2 separate regions of the Homo sapiens genome follow, and region 1 is linked to region 2. A link is a loop called in an ENCODE intact Hi-C map of the cell type or tissue named here. Cell type or tissue: IMR-90. All regions are shown on one strand. Links, peaks and the distances in the headings refer to the core of each region. The heading gives the core; the rest is flanking DNA. Region 1 has its middle 190 kb from the start of LINC02686. Region 2 has its middle 270 kb from the start of LINC02726.

Region 1 (12,600 bases), core at 2,909-7,908, 83 kb after region 2:
TCTACTCATCTGACAAAGGGCTAATATCCAGAATCTACAATGAACTCAAACAAATTTACAAGAAAAAAACAACCCCATCAAAAAGTGGACATAGGATATGAATAGATGCTTCTCAAAAGAAGACATTTATGCAGCCAACAGACACATGAAAAATGCTCATCACTGGCCATCAGAGAAATGCAAATCAAAACCACAATGAGATACCATGTCACACCAGTTAGAATGGCGATCATTAAAAAGTCAGGAAACAACAGGTGCTGGAGAGGATGTGGAGAAATAGGAACATTTTTACACTGTTGGTGGGACTGTAAACTAGTTCAACCATTGTGGAAGTCAGTGTGGCGATTCCTCAAGGATCTAGAACTAGAAATACCATTTGACCCAGCCATCCCATTACTGGGTATGTACCCAAAGGATTATAAATCATGCTGCTATAAAGACACATGCACACGTGTTTATTGCAGCACTATTCACAATAGCAAAGATTGGAACCAACCCAAATATCTATCAATGATAGAATGGATTAAGAAAATTTGGCACATATACACCATGGAATACTATGCAGCCAGACAAAAGGATGAGTTCATGTCCTTTGCAGGGACATGGTTGAAGCTGGAAACCATCATTCTCAGCAAACTATCGCAGGGACAAAAAAAAACAAACACTGCATGTTCTCACTCATAGGTGGGAATTGAACAATGAGAACACTTAGACACAGGAAGGAGAACATCACACACCGAGGCCTGTTGTGGGGTTGGGGGAGGGGGAGGGATCGCATTAGGAGCTATACCTAATGTAAATAACGAGTTAATGGGTGCAGCACACCAACATGTCACATGTATATGTATTTAACGAACCTGCACATTGTGCACATGTACCCTAGAACTTAAAGTATAAAAAAAAAATGTTTTCAAAGAAAGGGAATTAGGAATGGTGGTCATGATGACTTTGGACAACCAGGAACATCTCCTATCATGAACATGCAAGGATGCTGGCTCATGGAAAAAAAAAAAAAAAACACACACACACACACACACACACACACACACACACACACACACACATTGAGAAGAACTCCATAAGTCAGCAAAAAATGAGGGAGAAGAAATCACTGCCAAGGTAAAGCTTCAAAGGCAGTGAAGAGAGGAATATGTTAATTAGCTTGACTGTATTAATTAGTTTAGTATGTATATGTATATCAGAGCATCACATTGTACTCCTTAAATATATACAATTTCATTTACAGTGTTTAAAGAAACACAAAAGCACCATAAATTAAGTTGACTGAATGTGAATGAAAACATGAATAATGTCAGGGAAAATTATTTAAACAAGGATAATGGAATGATTAGCAATAATAGTAAAGATACAAGTGAAAAAGACGAGGATATTCTTCTCAGGACTGCCTGTTTGAAGTCAAGGATTTAAATTATATTGAGCAGTTGCAATAAGTGTTAGTGGACTCTGAATGACATCGTTGCCTATAGTTTCTGACTGACCAGATACATGAGGCCAGCTGAAATGCGAAAGATGTGTTGACATCATATGTTAAATTATTATTTACTTATTTAATATATATTGTATGACAGCCTACAAATATGCCACTGAGATTTCAAGTTTATGTGTGATATCAGCTAATATTATCATGATTAATGAAACTTTGCTCTTTATAGTCTTACCTTGTCATCTTCAGTGTGGAACATAGAATTATTCTTTTCCATCTACAGCTGCACTGAGATTTCAAACATTAAACTACAAGTGCAGTTAGAGCTAAAATGGTCCAGTATGATGATCTGCAATCTATTTTCTCATTTGGAAACAAATAATTTAATCATTAAAGAGCAATATTAGAAGTCATTCCTCCAATAATTAAATGATTTCTAAATAATAATTGTATGGTTTTTAATTATACAGATGGATCTGAAATAAGGAATATGCTTAAAGCTTACTATATTACAAATAACTAAATTGTTATGACATTTTAGGAGTAGCTACAACAATTAAAGTATAATTTTTAAAATCTACAATGAAATGAGAATGCAATTTCACATGCATAACTCCAACTAGGTGGAGCTTTTCTGTACATCTACAAATACAACTATTTGTAAATAACATTAGTGGGAAACGTGACAGGGATAATATGCAGTAAAATTAGATTTAGGAAGCTTTTCCTAACATGTAAATACAAAACACAAAGTGCCTAATTACTTAACTCATTAAAATTCTCATAAACCATGCTAACCGATTATACAAATGAAAGAGATTAACTATAACTCTTTCAAGGGTAAAATTAAGTTAAAACAAAGAGCTGCCCTAATATTCATTTTCAAAGAGATTAAATGATTGTACAGTAAGGTTTCAAGTAGAGAAATAGAAGTATTCTTGGAACTTGCAGAGAAAAAAATTAATTCCTAAAATTGGCTATCCAAGTGATGAAAATTTGTTTCTCTGGGATGAAGAGCACAGCCAGTTAAGGGTTAGAATGAATCTAAAAACCACAATTCATAGGCACAACTTATGGCTCCCAATAGAGTTCTGCGTCCTACACCAAAGTGGACTAGGTAAGGAGAGGACTAGAAGAAACTCTGAAACCCTTTTTAACACTGAATTTCTGTGCTTTGACAACAGAAGTCTTCATAAAACATTGAATAATTGCATTTTCTAGGATGCATTACTGTACGCTGTTAACATAAAGTATATAACTTAAATGTTTAAGAGCTTCTTTTCTCTGTGATTGATACAGCCTGAGAAAGGAGGCATAATATCAAGAAATTCAAAAGATGTGTTTTCTTACTAGACTTCTTTGGGTAACTATATTTGTTACCGATGGAGGATGTCCAGATTCTTGGCGTTTTGAGCAAAGATTTGGAGAAAATGCAAAAACAAAGCAAGGAAAGAATGAAGCAACAAAAGCGGAGACTTACTGAAAATGAAAGCACACTCCACAGGGCAGGAGCGGGCCCAAGCAAGCAGCTCAAGGGCCCAGTTACAGAATTTTCTGGGGTTTAAATACCCTTAAGAGGTTTCCATTAGTTACTTGATGTACACCCTATATAAATGAAGAGAATGAACTAAAGTTACAAAGTCATCTACTAGGTTATGCCCTATCTAAATGAAGAGGATATTTCCTGTCATAGCTTAAGTATTTCCGTTTGATTTAGGTCTAGGAGGTCCTTAGGTTCACTGGCTTCAGGCCCTATTCTCCTGCCTCACATTCTGCAGTTTTCTATCCTCATTCAACTTGTTAATATTTTCACGGATAGTCATATCTACATATATATCCACAAATGCACATGTGTATATCGTCAATTGTTAGAAATTAAAATTTGTTGAAGATTTTGTCATTTTATAAGCAGAGTTAAATTGTTCAGCAATCTTATGACAAAGAGTGATGTTTTGTCAAAAGTATTCATGTATCGGGCTACTAGGGGCTTTACTACAGGATACTCAATTGACAACTGATTCTATAAAACCTGAAATACAATAGGCCTCTCTATGTATCATCCTCCAGTGAAAAACAAAGGTCACAATAAATCTCTACGAGCCTAGACTGTTATTCTGAGTCGGCCCTTTTTATGAAACTGAACCAAACAATGCAAGTGTAAAGATTTTAGGGGTGTTCCCTCTACTGAACTCTCTGAGGGAATATTTGCCCATAGAGAAAAGAGAAACTCAACTTTCAAGCATAGCCCATCTTGGATGGTTTCCATTAGCTACTATGTTATCAATGCTCTGAGTATCTAAGTTATCATATTTCTTAATGTGTATATATAAGAAAAATGCACTTATTGAACTGATAGCAACACAATTATCCTATTGTGCAAACAATTTTGTGTTGATGAAAAGCAAAATGAGTTGTCTAAGGTCCAAGGGCACATGGAAATTCAGGGACTGCCCCCATGAAAAAGTTTTTTTTTTTTTTTTTTTGGAGACAGAGTCTCATTATGTCACCCACGCTGGAGTGCAGTGGCACGATCTCGGCTCACTGCAACCTCCACTCCCGGGTTCAAGAGATTCTCCTGCCTCAGCCTCCCTAATAGCTGGGACTACAGGCATGTGCCACCATGCCTGGCTAATTTTTTTGTACTTTTAGTAGAGACGGGGTTTCACCATGTTAGCCAGGATGGTCTCGATTTCCTGTCCTCATGATCCACCCGCCTCGGCCTCCCAAAGTTGTGGGATTACAGGCATGAGCCACCGTGCCCAGCAATTTTTTTTAATATACCACAATCTTTCATGTGTTTTTTTTTCTACCTGCTTTAATTAGTCATAATATTTGGAAAATAACATTTTCCCTTTCCAGATAAATTCTGGTGTATCACTATCATATACATGTGTATATATGCATACACACACACACACACACACACCCACACCCACAATGTCCTTTGAATCTTATTATAGAGTCTCTCTTATTTGAGTTTTCCTCTTTAAACTTATTGACTGTTCCACAACTACAATGAACCTTCCCCTTCTGTGTGTTGTTTCTAAAAACTTTCAATTTTCCCTGTCTATAATATAGTCACTTTTATAAATTATTCCACAGACTTGTAAAATAATATTATTCAAAATGTTTCTGTATTTAATTCACAGTACATTTCTTTTTCCATGGTAGATGTGTCCTTTAATATATTGAAATATATTTAGCTATAAATGATCAGTTTGGTCAAGAAATGTTATTCTTTTAAAAGACTTCTAGATGCCTATCTCATTAGAAAAGAAATGTAAGGTTTAAATGAGAAATATAGAAAGTTATTTCCAAAATAATTCATATACTAGAACTGCAATCCACACCTGTTTGAAAGAAGTAACTGTTATTTTAATAAGCAATCCTGAAACTCTGTGATTCAGAAGCGTGGTTGGTATGTTTTATTCATTTTCCAAATGGCTGTTTTGATGAATTATGGATGTGTGTATTCATACAAACACTATGGAAAAAAAAATTCTTACTAGCGTCTTTCAGCAAAGGGCATATGCACAGGGCAGACACCAGTAGACGAGCTCAGAAATCTAGCAGAATGATAACAGCCTAATTCCTTAAGAGTCTATTTTGCTTTAGCTGAATAAACACTGTGGAAAGTTTACAGTTTTTAGATACATAGTCACAGAATATTCAGTCTGGAAACATTTACAAGTTTGACCTTTTGGTGAAATGTGTGTCCATATGACCTTGTTATTGAAAGCTCAAAATATATTTTCAATCATTTACTAATAGCTAAGTAATCTTTAGTTTCCTAGTACAGTACACTTTCACAAAAAAAAGGTTCATATCACTTGTTAAGGGCTGTAGCCCCATCCAATGTAATAAGAAAATGTTACTTCTTGAATATTTTAACTTTTCAACACTGTTTCCACAAACTTTTCTTGCAATGTTGTGCAAAGTGTTTAACAGGAAATATCAGCATCACTTATTAGCTTTTCAACTTCTGCCTGATACTAGAAGTCCGATAATGCCTGAGGTTTATCTCTACATCTTGTTGATACTTCGGAGTCCAGAGCAAACACATTAAGGAGAATTATTCACTGAGCTTTCACTGAATATCTATTTCATGATTCTGGGCCGGAATCAACCAGTATGGGCTCAGAGTATAACCAAATATTTCACCTTTGAATTGCATTTTGAAACTTTTTTTTCCTTTCCTTCCTAATCTCAAATGTGGCCTTGTACTGTGAGACTCTGTGCACACTATGCACATCCATGCATAGTGCTTACTTATCTAATTATGTGCTTGCTTAGAAATTCCAAGGGCAGCCAGGTGCAGTGACTCACGCCTGTAATCCCAGCACTTTGGGAGGCCGAGGCAGGTGGATCACTTGAGGTCAGGAGTTGGAGACCAGCCTGGCCAACAAGGTGAAACCCCGTCTTTACTACAAAAAATACAAAAATTAGCTGGGCATGGTGACACGCACCTGTAATCCCAGCTACTCGGGGGGATGAGGCAGGAGAATAGCTTGAACCCAGGAGTTGAAGGCTGTACTGAGCTGAGATTGTGCCACTGCACTCCAGCCTGGGTTACAGAGTAAGACACCATCAAAAAAAAAAAAAAAAAAAAAAAAAAAAAGAAAAGAAATTATAAAGGCCAATTTCAAAACATGCCAGGCAGAGAGACCCAGCTGTGGAATCCTCCAGCTCAAGGGGAGTTACAGTTAGCCCCCCACTACTGGGCTGAAGTCAGAATGGTGCAAATTGGACCTCTGGATAAGCAATTATGTGAGATGACCATCATAACACAACACACAGATCTGCACCTCCTTTTCACTACTAAATTTTTCCCACACATTTTTCTCATGGTTCCTTTGAGGCTTGATCCTGGCCATTCTCCCACCTGCAGGCATTTGACCAAAAAAAAGCTGCTTTCCTTTTACCACACCTCACTTTCCACGCTTTGACTTCTGAGCATCAAGCATCCTGACTTGAGCAGTTACAAAAGAGAACATACTCATGATTGAGGTATGAAAGGAAAAATCTTAGTTGAAGATGTATGACTGAGTATAAAATCTGAAAAGTAAGAAAAAAAAATGGGAAGAAAAGTTACAAGGTCAGTTGTCAGAAGGACCATGGATTGATGACAGAAGAGAAGACAAACTATGGCAAGAAGCTGAATGTCTTTTCTACACGATTTTGTGACAGAATGAGTCTACCTGTTTAAAGAGTTCATGAACCACCAGACAGTCACTTATAATCACCAAAGGGAGCTCAAAGATGCTTCCTCTTGACAAGCACCCGTGATCTCTGGGACAGCTCTGCTTAGTATCCTCCCAGCTAGCTGATGCTTTCCTCATACTTCATCCATTAGAAATTCCATCTGAATGCAATAATCTTTTGTCAGGGAAAAACATCTGTCTGTTTCTTTATAGAACCATCACCATCTTAATTTTAAAAAATCTTGAAACTTTAAAATCTCCCTGAAATCTAAAGAGAAAGGGCAGTATCTTCTGGGTTGTCTGCTTCACTTTTGCTGTCATTCACTAGATCTGTACCTCACCCTTATTCGGGTGATGCTTCTCCATCACTGCCCAGTGGTTAGACGTACTACTTAACCTCTGAGTCTGTTCATTAAAAAAATTCTATTATTGTGCAGTGGAATAATGTCTACTATACAGTAAGGTGTGGCATATAGCAGGTTCCTCAAAGTGATAAGTCTTTCTTCCCCTTTCCATATGGCACTTCATTTAAATGGAAAGTAAAATAGGGAGGAAATGGAAATAAATTAGAAAGTGGATATAGAGAAAGCAAGGTATACAGAAAACAGTATTATGGAAAATAAAGAAGAAATTTCAACAAAATATCAGCATAAAAGAGTATTATACTGTGACAAAGGGAGGATGAAAACTAAAGAAAAACTGATAAATAAGAAAATAAAAGTGGTATATTGTATCCTTTTCTGAAACTGACAAAGCAATTTATAAGATCTAAAACTTTTCTTGTATAGGGACTCCATGGAGAAGTGAATTAATTCATGATATATTTCATATGGAAAAATAAAGCCTCAACTTAAGATGTGTTATACCAAAACTTAGATATGCCTAAGAAAACTTCTGTGAATACACAAAACACAGAGGACAAACAGGGCTAAAGTTAAGACTATGAAAGTACTAAGAAACTAACTCCATGACAAAATCAAACTCTAATATTCACTATCTTGTGGTTGCCAGGAAGACCAGTGCACTATAGCTCCCAGGAGACATATAAAAGTATTTATAGAATTGGACAGAAATAGTATCTTTGTAGCAACCTCAGAGAGTCAAGGTAAAGATGACTTTCATAAGCATCCAGAGGAAACCTAAAACCTAGACTTTCCAGATTTCTGGGTCTGAGGTCCATCCCCTTTGACACCTGTTTCTTCTTACTTCACTCATAATCAGAAATCAATAATTCAAAACTGTTCTTGAAAATTCTTGCCAGAACTGCCTGTCCCCTCTTGCCTTTAGTAGTGCATAAATAACATATCAAATTCCCAAATCCTGTGTGCCTTACAACTGCTCAGAAGTATGCATAGTAGGGAGTCTCTTTAATTAAAGCCTCATTAATAAAACAGTGCCTTCCCTGGCAAGTGGCTTAGAAGAAGAAGTTGGTTAGTTTTCCCCAAACATAGGAGGCGTGACTATGGAGAACATTAAAATGCTAATGAGAACAAGATAGTGAATGTAATGGCAAGTGATTTATCCAGAATATACAATGAAGAATCACAGTGATCTTACTGAATACTTTTGATGTACCCAGTATTAGGAAAAGTCATCCTGCTTGTCTGCAGTTGAGACAGCATTTTAACCATTCTTATGATTGAAACATCTAATTTCTCAAATAATAAATGGAATATCCCACTACAAATACTTTTCTGAAAGTACCTGAAAAATATAGTTTTCAATATGCTGCAGATTAGGTTCATATCTGTTCCACATTTTCCTCATTTTTCTTGGATTAGCAGGATAACTGGGGAATTTTCTTAGTTTAGTGATAGCAGAAATACAAGAGTATCTGTAAACACCTCGCAACTCTTTAAAAGAAAACTAGAAATACAATCCAATCCTTTAAAAATTTTTTTGTTGTATATATTTAAGCTATCAAATATGTATGTTTCTGGACCTGTTTTAGGGCATTTTAGGTTAGAAATTGAAGTTCTTCAGTCTGCAATTATCTTTACAGTTATTCTACTAATGATTTCTGATTTTTGTTTTTTGTCCCCCTCCCTTGAACACCTATTATTTAGATACTAGCTCTCCCAAAATGGATTTCTAATTATCTTATCTTTTTTTTTCTATCATTTGTTATTACTTTGTACTCCAATATTTTGTTTCTGTTGTCATTTTTTTTATCCTTTCTTTCTTGGTGGATTTGTCTCTAAAAAATTTTCCTTTACTATAATTTTAGTGAGATTTAGAATCAGAAGCATATACAGAGTTTTAGGACACTACATTTACCTAGAACTTGCCAATTAAAATTTCAAAAGTCTTATTGTAGCTTGAATCTTAGATTTAAAAGAGCCCTTACATACCAAAAATTTAAGTTGTATTTTGACTATTCCAGGTCTGTTTCTCTCTAATAGTACTCAATGAGCTAGTTCTTAACCACTTTTCAAAAGCAACTCTTTATCTACCATTTATACATGATTTTAGTGTTTATAATGAAATCTAACTCCTTGGCAACACTGCCAACTGATTCACTTTTGTTTATTGCATGTAAAAATATTTTAAGTGTTTAAAAACAGCTAAGATATCCATTCAAAATTATACACGCTGGATGATCTCATCTTAACATTATTTCTTTTGACTGTTTCTCACACTTCATGGCTTCCAGGGCCTTCATCTGCCCTAGACATGTCCTTGACTGGGCACATTCTATATATGGTTTGCTGGCAAGTAAGAAAATCAATAATCTATATGTGAACTGACATGAAAAACACATCAAAATGTGGAACTATTTTTGTAGCATATTATGCTATCTTATAGCTTTCTATTATCCAAAAGTGTAGCCACTTGGATCCTGAGTTTTATGGAATATTATTTTTGTAGTTTTGTCATATTTAACCATTCTTTTATTTAGTCTTTAATCACATTATTTTTAGAGTCTGATAATATCAGATGGATACTGCAATCTGAACATTTGATAAGTATGCTTTCAAAGTCTGACATAAAAATGGGTAAAGCAGAGAACCAATAATAGATTTAACTTTCAAAATGGGTCTATAATTACATGCTTTGAAAAAAACTGCCTGTTGAGGCCTCCTTTCCTTCACTTAGCTGAAACAACTGTAATGACAGCCTCGCCTGGAGCAATGCAGTCTAAGAGGCAGGAGAGCCCTAACCTGGGACAGACAAGCCTGAAGTGCAGCTGCATGAAACAGAACCACTCTCAGGAGGCTCAAGGCTCCATTTGAGTCAAGGCTGCAGGCTGATCTTTAGTCTGAAATGCAATGTGACAAGTAGTGACAGGTACTTTAGATCAAGAAATGTTACTGAGCAATAAACTCCTCATGTACCTATGTGAGTGGAATGGGCATTAGCCCTACAGAAGCCTGAAGAGCTCACAAGTGTCCTGTCATAATTTATCAGAATTGTGTGGTGGTAGGGAATTCTTTTAACATAGAACTAGAAGATTAGAACTAAAATCAGGGATAAAAATGCCATTCACAATGCTAGGAAGGCATATACCAGCATTGGGTTCAAGCTACCAGAGAGGATTTGTACATATGATAATTTTTCATTAAAGATTAGGATTATACTATGAAAAATGTAAAATATGAGGAGGTAAGAGTGACTAGGTTGTTCTACATGGTATGAAGGCAAAAAGGAAAACACAGGTAGATGTCACAGACGATAAAGGACTGGAATAGTTCAAGGCATTTATTTCTTAGAAACAGCCCTCTGTACCCTGACACTATTTTAGGATGTCCCTGCTTCATTCTCATAGAGTCAACACAGTGTCTTTGTAACATGCTGCTTTGAGATTCCAGTACTTACCACTAACAATTGTGGAATCATAACAATCATAAGAAATACATAACCTCAGTGTTAAGAAATCATATAATCCTACTGTTAATAAACCTTCTGTATTTAATTGACAAAAGCAATAGCATCTAAAGCAGTGACGTTTAAAACAAAGTTCTGAAAATAATAAATTCCAAATGTTTATAATACCATGTTGCATGTTTTCATTAGTTAACAAATTAACAAATTTTTTGAATTGTCAAGATATGTTAAAAATATTATTGGTTTTGATAACCTAAGAAGATTTTCTAACAAGAGGACCCATTTATTTATAAAATAAGAAAGCCAAGGTTTTAATTTTGTTTTTTAGTGTTTTTGTTTCTGTTTTGTCTAAAAATTGAGTATAGTCAACACAGAGTCCTACAATACTATAAACTTAAAAGCATTACCTGAAAGTGAGAACGTAGGATGAGATATAAGAAAATCCATATTACATGACGCATGGATTGCCTATTATTACCGAAAGACTATCCTATTGTGAAAGGATGGTTTCTAACTTACTCAAACAGATTTCCTTAATACATATTATCAGAAAGTAGCCACAACAAATCATAACCAATTCAAATTAGCCTACAAATTGCTGAATTACATTGCCATTAAAGTCTGTTAAAATAGAATGAGGAATATTTTATTAATAAGAGCATACTAAATATACTACTGATCAAATTCATTGATTTGTGGCCTCTACTTAAAGGTCTCTAAGATAGATGAAATCGTGTGGACTGTAGGTCTGAATATGAAAAATAAAACAATAAAGTATTTGCATAAAAATTTGCCCACAGAAACAATAAAGGTAAAGGAGATTATGATTTTGAGTAGGCAAATGTTTCCTAAGCACAAGATAAAGTACAATAACTGGATGTAAAAGAATTGACAAGATGCACTAAATTAAAATTGAGAACTGCTATTCACTAAAAGGCATTTTTAAGAGAGTGAAAAGGCAAGCTACATATTGGTAGAAGATTTTTCGCAACACAATTAAATGACAAAGGACTTGTATTCAGAATATATCAATAACACTTACAAAACAGTGAAAAGGGATAGTGAATACAATTAGAAAAATAGTCAAGAGATATGAAAAGGCCATTACAAAACAGATTATTTAAAAGGCCAAAGAGAATATGATCAACCACAGAGAACTATAATAAAAACAAAAAGCACTACCTTTAAACACCAATCACAGTAACTAAAATTAGAAGGCTAACCAGGTATGGTGACTTTTTGATGAATTTTGGTGGAGTATATAGGACTCGTATGCTCTTGTAATTGGATTATACATTGGTCTAAGCATTATCTACCAAATATGAACATACACATACGTTTTGTCCCACCCACTCCCATGATCTTTACTCAGGCAGTGACAGAAATAGTACATCTGAAACCCAGCCAGGGCTTTTCCAGAACATGACAACTAAATCACAGGAACAGGTGGTCCAGACTCCCATTTCACCTGCACACAGTGAGCATAGTGAATGGAGTACCCATGATGTCAGAGTTGAAGGTTACACATGAGCCCAACCACATGGAATCCCTCTCACCAAAGATAATTTGGCAACTGCCCCTGCTGAATGTCTGGCAAGTCAACAGTGGTGATGAATGCTGAGCTCCAGGTCTGGATCCATACCTTAGAAGATTACCAGTAACCTACTGTCAAGTTGGTTTCATCAGACTCCTTCCATCCTGCAAAGTTTGATTAGCCATCAATTCTGACCAGAATTGACACATACTTCAAGTGTTAATTTGCATTTCATGTAGAACCACTATCTGTGGGCTTTCTGAGTACCTGGTTCACTTACATGGAATTCCACACAGCATCACGTCAGAACAAAGTATACCTTATAGCATAAAAGATGCCATCAATAACCATAAAATGCACTGGTTCATCAACATACCACACCTACCAGTAGATGCTGGCCTATTACAGTAGTGGAATAGCCTCATAAAGATGAAGCTCAGGCATCAGCTTAACATTGGCACCATAAAAAATAAGACACTCTTCTGGATACAGCTATACTCCCTAACCAGTGGCCATTAAGTGAAACTTTTGACTCAGTAGGTAGATTGCATAAGTGTAGGAAAAAAAGACTGTAAGTAATAGTGGCATGGCTTACC
Region 2 (12,600 bases), core at 3,544-8,543:
CTCAGGATTATTTCCTATTTCAATTAAGCATTAAATATTTGAAAAGTGTGATCCTAGGCACTGAGGTTGCATGGTAAATAAGACAGACATAATTTTCTGCTTTTTTAAAGCTTATATTCTAGTGGAAGAGAGAGAAAATGCATAATTAAATAAATAAATGTATAGAATGTCATATTCTATTAAGAAAAATACATTAGGGCAAAAGATCAAGAATATGATTTCACCACATATAGTGACCAAGGAAAATGTCTCTGAGAAAATGACATATACCTAACCTATCAAATGTAATTACAGATGTTAAAAAAATAGAGGATTGGAAATCCTTATATATGCAGACAAGAATACTATAACCCTACTTTTTAGCTGAAAAATATCAAAAGAAAAGTAGAATTTATTTGAAGTTCACCCTTAAGTTCAGTCAGCTAGGATAGAATGACAAGATACTGTGTTGTACTTCAAAATATAGCCCCTACAAATACTTAAAAGTCAAACAAAAAAACAGCCCCAGGGCTTGTTGCAATAGTGTTGTCATCCATCTCTCCGAACATTTCAGGGAGATTGCAAACTGAAACAGACTCTCTCCACTGTACAAGAAACAGAGTTACTCTAAGAGAATATATGAATGTTGTTTCACACAGGGGCCTGATGGCTGGTAGTGACAGCTTGGAACAGTTTATTGAGAAGGGGAAAGTGCCTATGTGGGCTCCATTAGTGATGTATGCCCTGGGTGTTTGTTAGGGAGATGAATGGTGCCTGACAGACCTTTATTTCCCATTGCTACTCTATAATATCTGTTTAATGCCTATGCTGTCTCTCAGAGAAAATCTTGCACTTCCCCTTGGCACAATTACACCTATTAAACAAATATTGTGTAAAGTAAAAAAAAAAAAAACAAAAAACTCTATCACTCAGAAGCATCACCTTTTTTTTTCCACTGAAAACAGCCTCCCTCTCACCATCCTTATTATAGATGCAAAGCCTCTTTTGTGATAGGGATGTATAATGGTAGCATCTCGGTGGGATTAAACAGTACCCTGTGGCTGCCAATAGTCAAGTAGCTTTGCTGATGGTTGCATTGTAATTATCTATTTGCTTCTCTCTCTGATCTCTGGACTGGACTTACTGACAAAGGAAAATATGTCCTTCTGTATTCCAAGTGGTCAGCACACCACCATAAGCACTTAACAAATATTTGATGAATGAAAACATGAAGAGCTGCCATAGAAGTTATCCCTCTGAATGTATGCTGGTGGTGGGAAGAGGAGGAGTTTTCATCATTTTTCTAAACATGATTGCAGCTGCTTTGAGAGCAATCCAAGAATATGATTTGCCATACAAGACTAATCAGGAAATTCCTTTTATGATCTCATTTTCAGACAGATTAAATATAACTGGCAAGCACAAACTCAGCGTGTAATATCCCATAGGCACTGCAATTGTGAATCCAAGTAGTTTCAAACAAGCACCCAGTAGACAGCCGGCTGCTCTGTTCATTATCAGGAACAAATGCTGAGCCTTTAGATAGTTTGTCTAGATCCCGGGAATCACAGGCCCAAAGAAGCGTCATAAAGAACACAAATTGGCTCAGACACAACGTCTAATGTAGTCCCCTTTAAATTCAAAATACTTTCCCGTTTAATGACAGTTGAAAAATTTAATACATTTGCTTCTATTCTCCCAAAATATTACATTAATTTTATGTGTTTTGTTTTTAATTCTTTGTTCATGCTTCAGTTATCTTACTTCCATTTTGGCACACAAATTACCATTTTAAATGAATAATTCTAGAGTGAGTCAACTTTTTATAATATGAATCTGGTACCCTTATTTCATCAGTTTAAGGTTTTCCTTTTGTTAATAAACCAAATTTGTGTTACTCCATTCCTTCCTTCTGTTTTACTGTGGGGAGTCCTGTTTTTCTGTTTACTTATTTGTTCCTAAAGTCACTGTTGTTAAGTACATACTGGACTAATAAGAGGATCCTCTCATGTTACAAACCTGTCCTCGGTAAGGGGTCCTCTGTTCGAAATGGCCTCTGTCCACTTTTTCCAAAGGTCTCTGCTCTTTTCATTAGCTGCCTTCTTAAGTTTGTGGACATGCATCCTCCCTCCGGCTGCTACTGTTTGTATCAACTATGCTCAATGATCTTTGTTTTTAACGCCTGTAATAACAGCTGAGACCAGATGGCAAATTGTGGTAAAACAGTATTATAGATTTAGATACAAGCAAAGAGAAGTACAACATAAAATAGAAATAATTTAACATTTCTAATAAATCCTGCATGTCCAACCCTACTTCCGTGGGGATTCTATTGAGAGCAGGGCCGTTTCCTTGTAACATTTGTCAGCTTTTTCCCCATTCCCAATAGCAATGGTGGTGACAATGCTTTACAGAAGAGTGTCTCCATGCCTGCCTTTTACAGCCGCTTTCCTTAGTTGTAACATCTTGGACCCTGACCCTTTCCTAGATACCATTGTTAACAGTAAAATACCCACTTTTTCAGAGAAAAAAAAAAAAAAGCATTATCAATCCACAAGAGTATGGTCTTGTCTAATAACATCCGAAAGAGATCAACTGCTCTCAAATAAAACAAGACAACATCAGTACTTTTAGAATTTTCTGCCTTATATACCATTTTGTGCATAGTATATGGAGAAAATATCAACAGCCTTATCCTGTTTGAGATTGATGACATCCGGTTTGTTCATGTCCTTATTTGATTAGTTTTCCTGTCTTTTTTTATAGGACTCATATTCTTTCATATTTTTCCTTTCTCTTGGCTTTTATCTTTTGACCATGTTATAACTCCACTTTCCCAAATCCCAATGGACAAGTAATTTGGAAAAAGTATTTGTGGAACAAGTAACTTGGAAACAGTACCATCTAAATTCTCCTTAGGAAAAGTACCACTACTTCCAAATGAGCAACAAAGGAGCAAGAGATGCTTCAGAAACATATTCTTCTCTCATCATTCCTATTCAACCTAGTATCAGAAATTAGCTAGTAGAATAGGAAATAAAATAAACTAGAAAAGAAAATATAAAACTCTTTCTTTTTGTAGATGTTGTTATTGGTTATTGTCTACATAGAAAATCCAAACGAATCCACAAAAAAGCTCTAAAGTCTGGTAACTGCTGTGGAAAATCACATAATAAAAGACCAATATATTAAAATCAATTTAACTTCTGTATACTAGCTGGTTGCTGGTATTTCAATTTTATTTCAACTGGAAATTGAGATAATAATGAAACAGTACCACTTATAATAGTACCCCCCCAAAAAATCCTTGGATATTACATTAACAAGTATTTTATAGATTTGTATGGTAAAAATTATGCAAGTCTTACAGAAAAAATAAGGCTTAAACAATTGAGAGATAAATAGTATCCATGTATTGAAAGGATCAGCGAGGTGCCAAGATGGCTAACTAGAAGCATCTAGTGCACACCACTCTCACAGAGAGAAAGGAGAGAAAGGAGAGAGAGAGTGGCGAGTAAACAGTAGCTTTTTAAGTGGATCATTGACTAGGCCATGTTGGGATGCACCAAGGAAGCAATAGCAGCTAACAAAGAGCAGGAAAGAGCAAGGCAAGACAGCCACCTCCCTAGGATTGGTGCATAAGCAAGGAAGGTTTCCCATCACAGGGAAAGGGTGAGTGAGTGAGAGCCCTGGGGGATTTACACTTCTGCCAAGGACCTTTGCAATCCTGGGCACAGGAAATCCCGCTACCCTCACCCCTGGGGCCTCCAGACCGACACAGAGAGCTGCATGGAGTCTGGGCAGAGCTGCTGCCTAGGATCATGTGGAACCCCAAGGGTCTTAGATCCTTAAGCACCCCAGCACCAGCTGCTATAGCTCTGCCAACAAGCAAGGCTAGGCTCTCTCACATACCCCCAGGATAGGAGCTGCATCCATGTTGCCAAGGAGCAGACAGAAGAAAGGCCTTGCCTCTGCTGTACCTCACCAGGCAAGGCCCACTGTCCTTGGACCCCAGGGTGGCCACCCTACCCCTACCTGAGCATTTGAGTTGGTTGGAGCTCTGCATTTCTCAAGGACAGAGCTCCCAGAGGTAACTGATAGGCCTGCAGTGTTTGCACTGCTGAGGCCCCTGCCCTTGCTGCCCTCAGGCAGGGAAGGAAGCAAAGAGCCCAAGAACTTTCTTGGGCCTCCAGCGTGCTGCATACAGAAAAGTGGCCAGTCTCTTTTCTTTGTAGGTCCCTGTGCCTGCTGTTCCTCACTGGGCAGGACCTCCCAACCTGGGCCCCTAGTGCAGCTGCTCTAGCCCCACCTGATCACTTCAGTCAGTGATGGCTCTGCAATACTCTGGGGTGAAATTCCCAGAGAACTCTGACAGGATCTCTGTCATTGTCACTGCAGCAATACCCACCCTTGCTGCCCTTGGACTGGGAAATAAAGAAAGACCCTGATCACTTTGCTTATACCTCTAGCATGCTATAGCTACCATACAGAGGGGAGGCCAGACTCTTTAATTTGTGAGTCCCTGGACCCTGCTCTTCACCAGGCAAGTCCCCTGGTTTGGATCCCGCAGTGCAACTGCCCTACCTCTGGTTGAACATCCCCACTGGCAGTGGATTTGTGTCTCTCTAAGGTGGAGCCAGAAGCAACTGACAGCCCCTCTGCCATTGCCACTGTCCAGGTTACTGACCCTGCTGCCCCCAAGATGGGGAGGGAACAAAAAGCCTGAGATCACCCAAGAGCTGCAGTGTGCAGCCTGAGTGCCAGGCTTGAATGGAAGAGGAGCCCACACTTTCAGAGCACTGAGAAGTAGCACAGTTGCAAATGCAAGAAAGTATTACACATAGGAACCACGAAGCTGAGTAAGAGCCTACCTACTGCCTATTACATTTAAGCACCATCTACTGAATTAAATCTCAAACTATAACACCAAAAATAATTTGCTAATATCCCTTCCTGTGAAAAACAACATCAAGATTTCAGCCACAATAAAGACCCTGCAAAAAACCTTTGCCCTCTGAAAACATCCAGAAATGAAGCCAAATGACTGTACTCAATTTATAATTACAGTTAAAAGAACATCAGCTCACACACATGAAAAAGAACCAGCATAAGAACTGTGGCGACTCTAAAAGCCAGAGTGTCTTCTGACCTCCATACACCACACTGGTTTCCCCACAATGATTCTTAACATGAATGAAATGGCTGAAATGACGCCATAGAATTCAGAATCTGGATGGCAATGAAGATCATTGACATTAAAGAAAGTGCTGAAATCCAACTCAAGAAATCTAAGGAATTTAATAACACAGTTCCAGACATGAAAGACAAAACAGCGTTTTTAGGAAAGAACAAAACTGATCTGATAGAGCTGAAAAACTCACAACAAAAATTGCATAATACAACTGGAATTATTAACACCAGCATGGACCAAGCTGAGGAAACAATCTCAGATCTTGAAGACCCTTTGAATCAACTCAATCAGACAAAAATAAAGAGAAAAAAATTTGTAAGTGAACAAAATGTCTTGGAAATATGGGATTATATAAAGAGACCAAACATACAACTCATTGGCATCCCTGAGAGAGAAGGAGAGAGACCAAATAACTTGTAAAATGTATCTGAAGATATGGTCCACAGAAATTTCCCTAACCTCATGAGAGGTAGACTCTCACATTCCAGAAATTCAGAGAATCCCTGAGAAATATGATAAAAGATTGACAATCCCAAGACACATAGTCATCAAATTCTCTAAAGTCAATGCTAAAGAAAAAATATTACAGACAGCTTGAGAGAATGGGTAGGTTACCTACATAGGGAACTCCACCACGCTAACAGTGAACCTTTCATCAGAAACGCTACAAGCCAAAATAAAATGGGTGGTTGTATTCAGCATTTTTTTTAAAAGACATCCAATAAAGAATTTTATACATAGCCAAACTAAGCTTCACAAGCAAAAGAGAAATAAAATCCTTTTCAGATAAGCAAATGTTGAGGGAAATCATTACCACCAGACCTGCCCTATGAGTCATTGTTAAGAAAGTTCTAAACATGGAAATGAAAGATCATTACCTTTCACCTCAAAAACATACTGAAGTACATAGACCATTGAGATTGTAAAGCAAACTACACAATCAAGCCTACATAACAGTCAGCTTACAACATAATGACTGGATCAAATCTGCACATACCAGTATTAACCTCAAACATAAATAGGCTAAACACCCCCCTTAAAAGGCACAGAGTGGCTAGGTAGATCAAGAAGCAAGACTTAAATATGTGCTATCCTCAAGAGACTCAGCTCATATGCAAATGACACTCATAGGCTCAAAGTAAAAAAAAAAAAAATGGATAAACAACTATCAAGGAAACAGAAAACAAAAAAGATTTGTTAGTCTCATTTCAGACAAAACAAACTTTAAACCAAAAATGATCAAAAAAGACAAAGAAGGACAGAAGGATATAATATAATGATAAGTAGTTCAATTCTTCAAGAAGACTTAACTGTCATAAATATACATGCCCCTGGCACTGGAGCACCCAGATTTGTAAAACAGGTTCTTAGAGACCTATAAGATACTTAGATACTTAGAGTGCAAAATTTTAACACCCCACTGATACCATTAGACAGATCAGTGAAGCATAAAACTAGTAAAGATATTTGGCACCTAAACTCAACACTTGACTAAATAGATCTAACAGACATCTACAGAACCCTACACTCAACAACAACAGAATAAATATTCTTCTTATCTGCAAATGGCACATACTCTAAAATCAACCACATGCTTGGCCATAATTCAATTATCAACAAATTTAAAAAAAACTAAAATCATACCAACCACACTTTCAGACCACAGTGCAATAAAAACAGAAACCAATACCAAGAAGATCTCTCAAAACCCTACAATTACGTGTAAATTAAACAGTCTGATCCTGAATGATTTTTGGGTAAAGAATGAAATTTAGGTAGAAATCAAGAAATTATTTGAAACAAATTAAAAAAAAGATGCAACATAGTAGAATCTCTGAGACACAGCTAAAGCAGTGTTAGGAGGAAAATTTATAGCACTAAATGCCCACATCAAAAAATTAGAAAGTTCTCAAGTGATCAACCTAATATCGCACCTAGAGGAACTAGAAAACGAGAACAACTAATCCTAAAGCTAGCAGAAGAAAAGAAATAACCAAAATCAGAGCTGAATTGAATGAAGTGATGAGAAAAGTCATACAAATTTCAAAAAAACCCAAAATTTGTCATTTGAAAGAATAAAGATGATTGATGGATCATTAGCTAGACTAATAAATAAAAAATAAGAGGAAATTCTAATAAACACAACCAGAAATGACAATGGGGATCTTACTACCAATCCCACAAAAATCAACATAGAAAAAAGACTCAGAGACTATTATGAACAAACAACTCTAAGCACACAAATAAGAAAATCTAGAATAAATAGATTAATTCCTGGAAACATACAGCCTCTCAAGACTGAATCAGGAAGAAACTTTAACCCTGAACAGATCAATAATGAGTTTGAGGCCAGGTGCGATGACTCACACCTGTAATCCCAGCACTGTGGGAGGCTGAGGGAGGCAGATCATTTTGAACTCCTGAGGTCAGGAGTTCAAGACCAGAGGGACCAACATGGTGAAACCATGCCTCTACTAAAAATACAAAAAAAAAAAAAAAAATTAGTCAGGTGTGGTGGTGCATGCCTGTACAGCTACTTGGAGGCTGAGGCAGGAGAATCACTTGAATCTGGGAGGCAGAGGTTGCAGTGAGCTGAGATTGTGCCCCTGCATTTCAGCCTGGGCAACAGAGGAAGGCTCCATTTCAAAAAAATAAAAAATTAAAAAATTAAAATTAAAATAAAAAAATGAGTTTGAAATTGAACATAAAAAAACCAAACAAACAAAAAAACCTACCAAAAAGCCCTGGACCAGAGTGATTCACAGCTGAATTCTATCAAACACATAAAGAAGAACGGGCACGAGTCCTACTGAAACTATCCTAAAAAATCAAGGAGGATGGAATCCTTTCTGATTCCATGAGGCTAGTATCATTTTGATACCTAACCTTGGCAAAGATGCCATAAAAAGAAAACTTCAAGCCAATATCCATGATGAAGGTAGATGGAAAAATCCTCAATGAAACACTATCAAAGCAAATCCAGCAGCACATCAAAAAGCTAATGCACCATGATCAAGTAGACTTTCTTCCTGGGATGCAAGACTTGTTCAACATAAACAGTTTAATAAATGTGATTCAGCATATAAAAAGAATGAAAAACAAAAATCACATAATCATCCCAATAGATATAGAAAGGTCTTTCAATAAAATTCAACATCCTTTCATTTATAAACTCTCAACAAGCTCTGTCATGAAAGAAGATATCTTAATATAATTACAGCCATATACAACAAACCCACAGCCAACATCATACTAAATAGGCAAAAGCTGGAAGCATTCCCCTTGAGAACAGGAAGAAGATATAGATGCTCAGTGTAATCACAACTCTTTCACTACTTCTAGTCCTAGCCAGAGCAATCAGGCCAAAGAAGGAAATAAAAGGCCTTCAAATAGGAAGAGAGAATGTCAAGCTATCTCTCTTTATAGATGATATAATTCTATAACTAGGAAACTTTATAGTCTCTGCCCAAAGGCTCCTAGAATCAATAAACAACTCCAGCAATGTTTCAGAAAACAAAATCAGTAACATTTCTATAGAATAATAATGATCAAGATGAGAGCAAAATCAAGAATGCAATCCCATTCACAATAGCCACAAAAGAAAAAAATAGGAATATAGCTATATTAGTCCATTTTCATACACTATAAAGAAATACATGGGACTAGGTAATTTATAAAGTAAAAGAGATTTAATGGACTCACAGTTCCACATGGCTAAGGAGGCCTCACATTCATATTGGAAGGCAAAGGAAGAACAAAGGCACATCTTACATGGTGGCAGGCAAGAAAGCATGTGCAGGGGAACTGCCCTTTACAAAACCATCAGAACTGATGAGACTTACTCACTATCATGGGAACAGCATGGGAAAACCCCACCCACATGATTCAATTACATACCACCAGGTCACTTCCATAACACGTGGGGATTATGAGAGCTACATTTCAGGATGAGGTTTGGGTGGAGACACAGCCATACCATATAATTCCACCTCAGTCCCTCCCAAATCTCATGTTCTCACATTTCAAAACCAATCATGCCTTCCCAACAGTCCCACAAAATCTTAACTCATTTCCGCATTAACCCAAAAGTCCAAGTTCAATGTCTCATGTGAGACAAGGCAAGTCTCTTCCACCTATGAGACTGCAAAATCAAAAGCAAGTTAGATTCTTCCTAGATACTATGGGGGTGCAGGCATTGGGTAAATAGATCTATTTGAAATGGGAGAAATTGGCCAAAACCAAGGGGATACAGGGCCCTTGCAAGTCAACAGGACAGTCAAATCTTAAAGTTTCAAAATGATCTCCTTTGACTCCATGCCTCACGTTCAGGTCATGCTGATGCAAGAGGTAGGTTCCCATGGTCTTGGGTAGCTCCACCCCTGTGGCTTTGTAGAGTATAGCCCTCCTCCTCACTGCTTTCACAGGCTGGCTTTGAGTATCTGCGGCTTTTTCAGATGCATTGTGTTGTCAGTGGATCTAAAATTCTGGGGTCTGGAGGATGGTGGCCCTCTTCTCACAGCTCCACTGGGCAGTGCCCCAGTGGGACTCTGTGTGGGGGCTCCCACCTCACATTTCCCTTCTGAACTTCCCTAGCAGAGGTTCTCCATGAGGGCCCTGCCCCTGCAGCCAACTTCTGCCTGGTCATCCAGGCATTTTCATACATCCTCTGAAATCTAGGCAGAGGTTCCCAAACCTCAATTTTTGACTTCTGTGTACCCACAGGCCCAACACTATTGGTAAGCTGCCAAGGCTTGGGGCTTGTATCTTCTGAAATAATGGCCTGAGCTGTACCTTGACTCGTTTTAGCCATGGCTGGGACACAGGGCACCAAGTCCTGAGACTGCACAAATAAGCAAGGCCCTGGGTCCACCCATGAAACCATTTTTTCTACTGAGGTTTTTGGGACTGTAATGAGAGGGGCTGCTGTGAATATTTCTGACATGCCCTGGATATATTTTCCCATTGTCTTGGTGATTAACATTTTGCTGCTTGTTACTTATGCAAATTTCTGCAGCTGGCTTTAACTTCTCCTCAGAAAATGGGTTTTTCTTTTCTATCACATTGTCAGGCTGCACATTTTTTGAACTTTTATGCTCTGCTTCCCTTTTAAACATAAGTTTCAATTCCAAACCATATCTTTGTGAATACATAAAACTGAATGCTTTTAAGAGCACTCAAGTTATATCTTGAATTTTTTGCTGCTGACACATTTTTTTTTTTCCACTAGATACCCTAAATCATCTCTCTCAAGTTCAAAGTTCCACAGATCTCTAAGACAGGGGCAAAATGCCACCAGTCTCTTTGCTAAAGCATATCAAGAATCACCTTTGCTCCAGTTCCCAGTAAATTCCTCATCTCCTTCTGAGACCACCTCAGCCTGGACTTTTTGGTCAAATTATTTGACAAGTCTCTTGGAAGCGCCAAACTTTATGACATCTTATTGTCTTCTTCTGAACCCTCCAAACCATTCCAACCTCTGACTCTTATCAAGTTCCAAAGTCGCTTCCACATTTTCAGGTTTCTTAATAGCAGTATCCCAATCTACTGGTACCAATTTACTGTATTAGTCCATTTTCATACTGCTATAAAAAAGTGCCTGAGACTGAGTAATTCATAAGGAAAAGAGGTTTAATGGACTCACAGTTCCACATGGCTAAGGAAGCCTCAAAATCTTGTTGGAAGGGGAAGGAGGAGCAAAGGCACGTCTTACATGGTGGCAGCCAAGAGAGCATGTGCAGAGAAACTGCCCTTTATGAAACCATGAGATCCCATGAGACTTATTAACTATCATGAGAACAGCATGGGAAAAATCCACCCCCACGATTAAATTACCTCCCACCCCATCACTCCCATGACACATGCAAATTATGGGAGCTATAATTCAAGATGAGATTAGGGTGGGACACAGCCAAACCATATCAACAGCTAACCAGGGGGATGAAAGAGCTCTATGAGAAGAATTACAAAACACTGCTGAAAGAAATCAGACACAAACAAATCGAAAAAACATTCCATGGTCATGGATAGAAAGAAACAGTATTTTAAAAATGGCCATACTACCCAAAGCAATTTACAAGTTCAATACTATTTCTATCAAAATACTGTCATTTTTCACATATGTAGAAAAACTGTTCTAAAATTTATGTTGAATCAAATAAGAGCCCCAATAGCTAAAGGAATCCTAATCAAAAAGAGGAAACCCAGATGCATCCCATTATCTGACTTTGAACTACACTATAAGTCCACAGTACCAAAACATGACGCTGGTCCAAAAACAGATACATAGACAAATGGAACAAAATAGTACACTCAGAAATAAAGCTGCACACCTACAAAAATCTTACCTGCAACAAAGCTGACAATAAAGAAAAATGTGGAAAGGACTCTCTATTCAATAAATGGTGCTGGAATAACTGACTAGCCATATGCAGAAAATTGAAACTGAACCCCTTTATTTTACCATATACAAAAATCAACTCAAGATGGATTAAAAACGTAAATGAAAATCTGAAACTTAAAAAATTCTAGAAGAAAACCTAGCAAATACCATTCTGGACTCGGCTATGGCAAATATTTCATGATCAAGACTCCGAAAACAATTGCAACAAAATCAAAAATTGACAAGTGGGACCTAATGAAACTGAAAAGCTTCTGCAAAGCAAATGAAGGTGTCAACAAAGTAAATAGATGACCAGCAGAATGGGAGAAAAAAACTTACAAACGATGCAACTGAGAAAGGTCTAATATCCAGAATCTAAAAGAAACTTCAGCAAATTAACAGGTAAACAAAGAACCCTGTTAAAAAACAGGCAAAGAATATGAAAAGACACTAAAACTAAAATAAAGTTAGAAAAAAAAAGAAAACCAAAAAAAGAAAATATCAGTGTTAAGACATTGATTTTCCTCAAACTGACCTATAAAGTCACTCTAATCTCAATTAAAATTTCATCAATATGTTTGGTAAATATCAACAACCTTATTTTAGAATCTACATGGAAAGGGAAAGAAATTAGAATAGTTTAAATGGCTTTTAAAGGAAGAGATTTGAAGGATTTGTACTGATTGCTTGCAATGCTATTCTAAAGCTACAGAAATCAAGACTATGGGTAATTGGTGAAATGATAGACATATTAATCAAAGAAAAATAAAAAAAGTACAGAAACAGATTCACAAAAAAAAGAACATGTAATTTTGACAAGCATGAAGAGGCAATTCAATAGAGAAAAGATTGAAAAAACACACATGGCATTTGGACTAATGGATATATACATGCAAAATTAAAAACTTTGTCCCATATTGACATGGTTTGGCTATGTCCCCACCCAAATCTCATCTTGATATGTAGCTCCCATAACTCTCACATGTTGTGGGAGGGACCCAGTGGGAGATAATTGAATCATGGGGGCAGTTTCCCTCATACTGTTCTCGTG

The links. Hi-C counts contacts between places; a loop is a spot of excess contacts. Peaks named below come from ENCODE experiments on the same cell type or tissue, not always from the same donor. Only the 100,000 strongest peaks of a DNase experiment are listed, where the experiment ranks them.
Region 1: a loop joins it to region 2, with 2.5 times the contacts of the local background. A loop is called at or near these places in 3 of 110 quality-filtered maps.

The regions. Positions count from the first base shown.
Region 1 is chr11:24,073,206-24,085,805 of GRCh38, forward strand. No RefSeq gene overlaps it. Among named protein-coding and RNA genes, the nearest start is that of LINC02686, 190 kb to the right of the region's middle. In IMR-90, for the core only: no CTCF peak of the experiment used is centred there; a DNase peak (open chromatin) is centred at 5,046; H3K27ac peaks cover 2,953 bases.
Region 2 is chr11:23,990,012-24,002,611 of GRCh38, forward strand. No RefSeq gene overlaps it. Among named protein-coding and RNA genes, the nearest start is that of LINC02726, 270 kb to the left of the region's middle. In IMR-90, for the core only: no CTCF peak of the experiment used is centred there; a DNase peak (open chromatin) is centred at 6,070; H3K27ac peaks cover 2,289 bases.